Regions from separate parts of the Homo sapiens genome. Here region 2 is linked to region 1. A link is a contact called in ENCODE Hi-C or POLR2A ChIA-PET data. All regions are on one chromosome and are shown on one strand. The core of a region is the stretch at or near the end of the contact, and the rest is flanking DNA. Distances in the headings are between cores, read along the strand shown.

Region 1 (4,799 bases), core at 2,252-4,751:
TGAGACCACCAGGGAGTGTGTCCTGGGTGGGGATGGGTGTTGGGTGCTGGCGGCCAGGAAGGAATTGGCTACTGCTCGAAAGGGTAGTGCTGTCTCCCATGGTATCAGGTCCTTGAACAGCAGTCATGTTCACCTCCAGGGACATAAAGCATCTGTAGCAGGTCCAGGGCAGTGGCTCATGCCTGTAATCACAGCACTTTGGGAGGCCGAGGCGGGTGGATCACTTGAGGTCAGGAGTTCGAGACCATCCTGGCTAACACGGTGAAACCTTGTCTCTACTAAAAATATGAAAAATTAGCTGGGCGTGGTGGCGGGCGCCTGTAGTCCCAGCTACTCCGGAGGCTGAGGCAGGAGAATAGCATGAACCCGGGAGGCGGAGCTTGCAGTGAGCCGAGATCACGCCACTGCACTCCAGCCTGGGCGACAGAGGGACAGAGCAAGACTCTGTCTTAAAAAAAAAAAAATACTCAGGTCAGGAACACTTCCTCCAGGAAGCCTTCTCTGCTGCTCTGGGGCCTCCTCTGGGCACCTGCAGGCCCTTCGGTGATCTGATTAGCATGGATTATTAGCAGATTAGCATAGCGGTTAGGCTCTTGGAAGAACCAGATTTCCTGGTTTCCAGTCCCAGCTCTGACACTTACCAGCTGGGTGGCTTCCCTGATTACTTAACCCTTTCTCTGCTGTGGCTCCCTTATCTGTAAAATAGGGTAGTAGGTTGTCATGAGGACTGAGTTAAAATTAAGTAAGATAAAGCAAAGAAAGTCCCTGTGCAAGGTCAGTTTTATGCGGTTCTTATCGCTTATATGACGTCTCACCGGCCCTGCCTCCCTAACCCAGCTGTGAGCTCCCCCAGGGAAGGACCCTGTTTGATTCATTTTTTTGAGCCTCCCAAGGCCTCATTACAAGCCTGTATTATTGCTGGCTTTCAGTACCTGATTGCTGACTTGACCACATACAACAGCTGTCCCATCCTTCAAGGCCTGGATCACATACACCTCTTCCTCTGGGAAGCCCTCACTGGATTCCCAGCGCTTTGTGACCTTCTTGTAATCTCTCTCTCTCAGCACTCATCCCTCCCTCCCTGCATAGGTCCTGGTTATTTGCACACTCGTGATGATGTCATCTTGTGAGGTCAAGAACTTTTCAAGAGCACCCTGGATCTGCTTGTCCCCAGCACCTGCGCAGACCTGGCATGCCGCTGAGCTCCATAAATATTTGTTCAGCCAAGGCATTTCGCTGGGAGGAGATACTCTAGGGGGTGGGCAGTGTGGTTGGTGAGGACCATAGGACATCATTGCTGATTTCAAAATATCTCAAAGTAGCCCAGAGCCATAGGAATTAGATTATTCTTTGTGACCTAAAGGGCAGAGGTCACTGGATGTTCAGCTTTACCTTGCTTGAAGACTGTATTTTCTGACAACCAGAGCTCTCTGGGAAGGGGATTGGCGGCTCATTCCCGCCTCAGGGCCTTTGTTCCTGCTGCGCCTCTCTGTCTACTTGGTCCAATCCTACTTCCTAAATAGGTGCCCCGGCCACGGAGCCATTCTCTCCCGGCCTCTGGAGGGCGCGCTCCATTCTTCATCCTCATCCTCAGTCATGTACTGAGCCTTTCCCGGGTGTGGGCAGTGGCATGGGAGAGTAGGGAGTCCCTCCTTAGGATGGACATCTGGGTCTGGCTGCAGTCCCTCCAGTGTGGTTTGACCCGGCCTGAGGAGGGGACCATGGTTTCCGATGACCCACCGGTGATCAAGGAGCTCTTTATTCAGCTGGACAGCCTCCCTTGGCTGGCAGAGCACAGAGCTCCCCATCGGCTCCCCACTGGGCAAGTACTCAGAACCCACCTAATTACTGGGGACAGAATTCTGGGCACTGCATCCAGCAGGCTGCGGTCATAATCAGCTAATTAAACCACCCAAGCATTGCTCCTTGGCCCAGAGCAGAGGGAAGGGGGGTGAGGTGGTGAGGCTGGGAGGAGATGTAACAGGGGAGGCTCAGAAATGGGTCTGCAGAGCAGGGCTCGGAGAGGGAAGCAGGAAGTGCAGAGGGAAGGTGAGAAAGAGGGAGAGAAGTGGGCAGATGCCCAAAGGTGCCATCTGAGGAGAGCACCCAAGTGGGGTGAATGGAGGGAAGGGGCTCTGGCCTGGGAGACAGGGATCTCACTTCTTCACTGTCCCTGTGCTGCCATAGGCAAGCTGCTTTTCCTCATTGGGCCTCAGTTTCTCTATGTGTCAAGCAGGAAGTAGGAGAGGCTTTGGCCTAGAGGCTCCTCCCTAGGACCCTTTCCTTCTCTCGTTAGGAGGGGAGAGGGCGTGAGCAGCAGTGTGATTCTGGCGGGACAGCTTGGCCTCTGGCAGCCCTGCCTTCTGGAAGTGGCAGACAGTGTAGGAGTCTGAGCCAGCCTAGACTGGGTGGGAAGGGAAGACAGTTGGGAGCAGCAGTCTGCCCACCTGGCTCCCCAAGCATGTCCTGCCCTTGAGCCTTGGTCCTGTCTTTGGGACTGTCCTGTGGTTCCCAAACTAGTCCTCAGCGAGGGACTCTTTAAGGCCGAGGGCTCCCTCCCCAGGGCTGGGCAGTGTCATTTCCATCTGTGTAGGAATTGCCCAAGTAGCACCCTCAGAGAGTGTGGAGGAGGGGCTCCCAGAGCTAGAGGCAGGAGGTTTGGAGTTTGGAATTCAGAGTTAGGCAGACTCTGCTCTACTGCTCACTTGCTAGCTCCATGACCTTCAGCTTGGGTCTTAAACTCTCCGGCCTCAGTTTTCTCCTTTGGGAAATAGGTATAATAATATTAATGGGGTTTCTGTGGGCAGAGAGGGTAAGGGCTTCATAAAAAGCCATTGTCGGCCAGGCATGGTGGCTGACGCCTGTAATCCCAGCCTCTTGGGAGGCTGAGGTGGGCAGATGACCTGAGGTCACGAGTTCGAAACCAGCCTGGCCAACATGGTGAAACCTCGTCTCTACTAAAAATACAAAAATTAGCCAGGTGTGGTGGCACACACCTGTAATCCCAGCTACCAGGGAGGCTGAGGTGGGAGGATTGCTTGGACCCGGGAGGTGAAGGTTGCAGTGAGCTGAGATCTTACTATTGTACTCCAGCCTGAGTGACAGAGTGAGACTCTGTCTCAACAACAACAACAAAAAAGCCATCATCATTCAAGACTGAGGGTGGATCTCAGCTCCTTCCCTCTCCCATGTCCCCTTCCTCCTCTTTCATCCCTCTTTTCCATGGTCCAGGGTAGTGTACACAGCTGAGTGCGCGGGGGTGGGGGCACAGGGAGTGGGGGCTGTGCCGGCCAGCGGAGAAGCTCCAAGGAAGGCAGGAAGGGAAGTGAGATTGCCCAGGGCCAGCAGCAGCAGTGTGGTGCTGGGGCTGCTGGCGCCACTCCCCTCTGGCCCCTCACCCACGGCAGATTCTCTAGGAGGAAGTGGGGAGAGATTGGGGAGCAGGAAGCTGGGGGCGGTTGTGGAGGGAAGTCCCTTGGCATCCTGGCCCCAGGCTCCTCTTTCTTAACCCTCACCCCTGTGCAGAGCCCCGAGCCTGGCTTTCTGCCAAGGGAGCCAGCAGGCCACTGTTTCACACACTCAGAAAACAACAGCTTTCCTGGTTCCCAACCCCAAGTAGGAGGTGCCTGCTTGGAGCTCAGGCACTTGGAAAGCAGCGCCTGCTACAGGGTCTGCCAGGTCTGGAGGAGGCAGCAAAAGAGAAGAAAGACCCCCAGCCCCCACAGCCTCTCCTCGTAGTGCTGGGCTGAGATATGCCAGGGACTCTGACTCCAAGGCAGCTGGTTACATAACTGAGCATGCCTCCCTGCTCCTTTCCTCCCTGTTTCCCCAGAGGGGCCTTGGAGGAGGTGCTGCATTGCTCAGAATTCCTGCACCCAGAAGGTCGTGGGGAGCATCCCCCTGCCTTGGATAGTGGTAGTGCCGCCCACACTGTGTAGAATGGTGAGCCATGTATGCTTCCTCAGTGCAGGCCTCTGGGGTTGGCTCTGAGCATTGTCCCCTCCAACTCTCTTGGGAGCAGAGCTGCAAAGCGGGGAAGCCTCATTAGAGGAAACAGGCCTCGTCCTGAGATAATTTGCCTGCAAACTGCCCCCAGAGGGCAACTGGCCTCTGCAGCCAGAGGAACAAATAGCTAGCATTTTACAGTTTGTTCCATTCAATTCCACAAACATTTCTCCCTCCACTCAAGGCATGTCCCGAAGTGGCCGGGCCTGTCCCAGTGGTGTGTCTCTCTCCGAGTGGGAAGGGGATTTATGGAGCAGCTCTGCTCTGCCTCCCGCCTGAGGCTGCCCTTTCTCCGAAGTTGAGGGCCTGGCCTTCCCAGGTTCTGGGTGGCAAGAAACCTCATGACATGGAACACTATCTCCCCGGGCCTCGGGCTAGGAGTTTTCAGGGTTAGCTTATATCGTTTCTGTTAGGCCATCGCTGCCCTCCTGAGGAGGTTCCAAGGAACAAAGCTTTCTCTCTGTGCCACACCCCGGGCCCTGTGCTGGGCACCTGAAATATGAAGAGGACCCAGACAAGTCTCTGCCCTCATGCTGCTCAGATGTATTGGGAGAGAGGAAATAGATGATCTCAACAGCTGCCAGAAGAGGGGTAGTGGGCATCTGTTTATAGCAGGGACAAAACAGGGCCAGAGGTTAAGGATCAGAGGCAGCTCCCCAGAAGTAGGGACTCACGACCTGGTTGGAAAGTGCGTTTGTGTGAGCCAGAGGTAGTACTCTTCCTGGCAGTATCTCTGTGACATGTGTTTTCATCCAGGACTGACTTCCTTCAGCAGACTTGAGAAACCTACTATG
Region 2 (4,420 bases), core at 1,498-3,997, 530 kb before region 1:
CCCAAGGGTGAATGGGTGAATGGAAGGGAGCCATCCATTTCTGATAATGACTGATGAGACAATCCTCTCACTGAAAACAACTAAAATGTCAGGTAAAATATTTTTTAAATAATAATAATAATCACCATTAACATCAAAGAATTTCCAAACCAAGGAAGAAAGAACCCAGAGAGGTAAGTGGAGATCTAGAGGTCTTTGTCGTGAAGCCATGACGGATCTATACAAAGCCGGGGCTTTGGTTTTCACATTCTTTTTCTTTTTTTCTTTTTGGGGTAGAGACAGGGTCTCACCATGTTGCCCACACTGGTCTCTAAGTCATGGGCTCAAGCAATGCTCCCACCTCAGCGTCCCAAAGTGCTAGGATTACAGGGGTAAGCCACTGCACGTGGCCAGTTTTGGCATTCTTAAAGGAAGCAAGGACATAATTCAAGAGCCAGGCCCAGGTCCCATCCATGACTAAAAAATGTCCCTCTCCACACTGAGGACCACAAAAGGGCTATACCCCTAAACAGCATAAGTGAAACTAAACTAAATCCACCAAATCCCTACACACAGATGTCTGTAGGGAAAGTTGCCATGACAGATGAGAGGAGAACCTTCCTTGGAAGAAGAAATTACACAGAATGCAGCAGAGATAAAAAGACCAATATGAAAAAAAAAAAAAAGGTTTAAAAACATGGATGACAGAGTAAAAAGATCTGATACGCATTTAGCAAGCAGTCCAGAGAGAGAAAATGGATTAAGGAAGGAGGCAAGGAATTATTTAAAGAGATAAGTAGCAATTTCCTAGACTGATTAAAAAAAAAAAAAAACTAATTCACAGGTTTAAATACGTAACAGGTCCTAAGCAAGATAAATAAAACCATATCAGAACACATAAAACCAAGTAACTGACAACCAAGAAATCCACCCAATGAAAATACTCTTCACAAATCAGAGTAAAATGAATACATTTTCAGACAAAAAAACTTGGGAGTGTGACACTAACATATGCTCACTAAAGAAAATCCTAAAGGATGCACTTTAGGCAAAGTGAACTCAGAACATTTTTGCTGCAAGAATGAATGAATAGCAAATAAATGGTACCTATAAGAGTAAATCTAAAGAAGGGGTATGATGTCTGACATGATAAAATGAGTAGCTCAGCAAATTTTTCCCCCAAAAAGCAACAGTAAAACTGGACAAAATTCACAATCCACTGGCAGAAGTTACTGGCTTGAGGTATCTAAGCATAAAGTCACGAATCACTGGGTGACCACTAAGCTATGCAGACATAGGAGTAATCACTAGAAACGTGGATGGGCTTGGGAACAGCAGCAGACCGTCACCCAAACAGAACCACTGGCTTGTGGAATGGCTTTAAAGAATCACGTAGCTTCAGCCTTTCCTCTGAAAAATGAAGAGAGCTGACAGGCAGAGTGGTAGAGAGGAAAGTGCTATAATGAAGCCACGTTGTTGAACTGCATAATTCCCTGTGTCTCAGAATCTTCAGTTATAAAACTATCACCTCACAGGGTTTTTATGAAGCTTGAACAGAATAGTAATAAAAAACTAATTACAGCAATAGCTACTATTTTAATACTTACTAGTGACAGTCACTATATAAAGTATTAATAATAGATAAAAAGGGCATAGAGAATGCTTATTCTAGCACATACAAATATTTAATCTGCTGAATAAGCCTTGTTAATCCTAACAATAAATCCACATGAAGTAAATAAGACAATTTGTTAATTCTAATAGTTAAGACGAAATACCATATTTCATCAAATCCAAGACATCACCAATCATAAAATGCATCATAATTGTATATACAACCAAAAAGAACTGGTTTTAAGATGCATCTAGATTGTGCAGGAATGTTAAATTGTGAAAAATTAAAAATCAATAAAACACAGAAACTGAGTCTTCTTGCCTAAGGTCACTTAGTAAAAACAGTATCAGAATTTGAATCTAGTTCTCTAGAATTTGTCTCATGTTCATTTTGTGTGTGTGTGTTGTTGTTTTTTTTTTCTCTTTCTACCAAATTACAAAAGACAGAATTTAGAACAAAGGCGGGCTAAAGAGAATGTCAACAATTTCCTTATTTTATATCTCACAGCCAGAGGCAGAAAAGGAAGAAAGAACTCTGCCCTCTGCCTATGCCCTATTCTCTGAGAGAAAGAACTGGGGAGACTCCACAGGTCTCACACTTGCTCTTGCTGCTCCATCACCAGACTCTACAGCTGACTAGAGCTGAGACAAAACAAACGACTAAACATAATAGCAAAGCCTAGACCACTACTACAAGAATGAAGCATTCATTACAGATTAGCTAAGAAGGAACTGGCCCTTCACTGGTTCACCCAACTGTCCACCGAGGACGCTGAGAAAACTGTAGCTAGGAATGCTGGGGAAAAGCCTTCTAGCCTGCAGCCTGAGGATGTGCCTGCTCCCCTGGAACTGAGTACCCTTCACCAACTCTACCTTACATGAGTAATGGCAATCATTTGTGAGCCATTTACTACATGCTGAGCACTATACCGGATTTAATTTAACATGAACTACAGGACAAACAAGCAAGCTGCGTACAACATAGAAAGAGACAAAATGAGGGCTTCCTCTAGCTTACATATGCTAGGAATGAAAGCAATAAAAGGGACCTTTGAATTTGCCTAGTCCACCTCAAGTTCTGAAATGAGGAAGCTGAGAGCCTCTGGTGGGACCCCCTCCCTGCCTCTACCCCCACCCATTCTTTTCCTGGTTAACGTTTCTCTGACCACTAGGTTTCAGTTCAAACATCTCTTCCTCAGAAGCCTTCCCAATTCTCTTTAACTGTCAGCCTTCTCTGCCTGCCACCGACTGCGAGGATGGGGCTTTTTTTGCTATTGTTTTCCCAAGTAGATAATACAGTAACCTGGAGACAAAGTAAGTATTCAAATATTTGCAGAATTAAAAAAAAAAAACTATTCCTGGCACTTTGCTGCAACAAGACCTAATCACTTTGGGGTCAAAAATATTAAATTTAAGGCCAAGACCAGAAAGCATAGCTTAAGATTCATTTGGAAAAAGTGATTCGCTTTCTCACCTAATATGAATCATGCTTTATAAATAGAGAATAAAAACCATTTTACTCATTTTTACTACTGGTATAATTATTACAAGAAAGGGGGAACAATGAAAGCTGTGTGTTCACTGATGTCCATGGGGCTGGCTGCCGCTCCTCTATGCTCCCATAGGAACCTGTGAGTGGTTAACTTTCTTACGGCACCTGGCATGACACATCACCATCACTGATTTTTTTGCCTGTCTTCCCCTCCAGAACGTGAGCTCCTCAAAGGCAGGGATTTCTACTAGCGTATTTATCCTCTACAATATCCAGCACCATTACCAAAGGTTCAGTGTGCCAGGTACTATACTACTAATTTGACTATATATTCTTACTTAATCTTCATGAAACTCAAGAGTCCTGTGAAACAGACAGCACTATCCCAATTTTTCAGGAGAAGCTGATGCTAAGAATTATTAAGTCACTTGTCTAACGTCATATGGTTGGTTATATCTGGAACAGGAAGACAAAGTCAATATCTGACACTGACTCTAAAATCATGCCAGCAGGCCGGGAGTGGTGGCTCACACCTGTAATCCCAGCACTTTGGGAGGCTGAGGCAGGCAGATCACAAGGTCAGGAGATTGAGACCAGCCTGGCCAATATGGTGAAACCCCACCTCTACTAAAAAATACAAAAATTAGCCGGGCGTGGTGGGGCGCGCCTGTATCTCAGCTACTCAGGAGGCTGAGGCAGGAGAATCGCTTGAACCTGGGAGGCAGAGGTTGCAGGGAGCCGAGATCGCACTACTGCACTCTAGCCTGGGCGACAGAGTGAGCCTCCGTCTAAAAAAAAAAAAAAAAGGCAGCATTAGATCACTTTTGTATACGAGGAAGGCCATGTTGTGGGGACTGTCTAAAGTAAGAATAATGGAGCCTTATGTCCCAGGCAGCCCCTGAAGTTCGAATATAATATAATCATTAATGTTCCTCATGATAACCTTGACTTGTTGAGAAAAGGTTGAATAATCTTCCCCTATTTAAGAAAGGGGAGAGGAAGGAAATCCATTAAAAGGTAATATGGATATGAAAAACTCAAATGGTAATATTTTACTAAACTGGAATTCAACAGACCACCAACTCCACTTATCCTTGAACAGTCAAAAAGAAGATGAAAAAGAGCTTGTTAACTATCAAGTTAGATCAAATATATCCCATCAATTTTTTTAAAAAGACTCCAATACTTGTTCGGGATTTGTTTATTCCTAATTGGCATTAACTGGTATGATTTTCCAGAACAAGTGCTCCACAACATAAATATCATAATACCATATTAAACTAAACTAAAACCACAACATAATACCATAATCCCACCAGAATGGCTAAAACTTGA

The links. A loop is a pair of places that touch in the nucleus more often than their neighbours do. ChIA-PET counts read pairs that join two places held with the same protein, here RNA polymerase II (POLR2A). Pooled maps may share reads with other maps.
Region 2: a map with no recorded cell type shows a loop between it and region 1 (8-fold over the local background). The contact joins two enhancer-like sites. A Hi-C loop is called at or near these places in 1 of 37 single-sample maps with no recorded cell type and 1 of 50 pooled maps. POLR2A ChIA-PET finds 5 or more read pairs at or near these places in 2 of 52 experiments (AG04449 and activated T-cell).

What each region holds. Positions count from the first base shown.
Region 1 is chr11:75,339,478-75,344,276 of GRCh38, reverse strand. The region is part of intron 1 of ARRB1 (arrestin beta 1); the gene reads left to right. Among named protein-coding and RNA genes, the nearest start is that of MIR326, 6.7 kb to the right of the region's middle. RefSeq lists enhancers at 2,029-2,892, 3,340-3,529, 2,893-3,756. Within about 2 kb of position 3,501, at least 34 of the 41 ENCODE cell types and tissues checked have a DNase peak (open chromatin) inside an H3K27ac peak, as active enhancers do.
Region 2 is chr11:75,871,863-75,876,282 of GRCh38, reverse strand. The region is part of intron 3 of UVRAG (UV radiation resistance associated); the gene reads right to left. Among named protein-coding and RNA genes, the nearest start is that of UVRAG, 59 kb to the right of the region's middle. RefSeq lists an enhancer at 2,207-2,708. Within about 2 kb of position 2,747, at least 4 of the 41 ENCODE cell types and tissues checked have a DNase peak (open chromatin) inside an H3K27ac peak, as active enhancers do.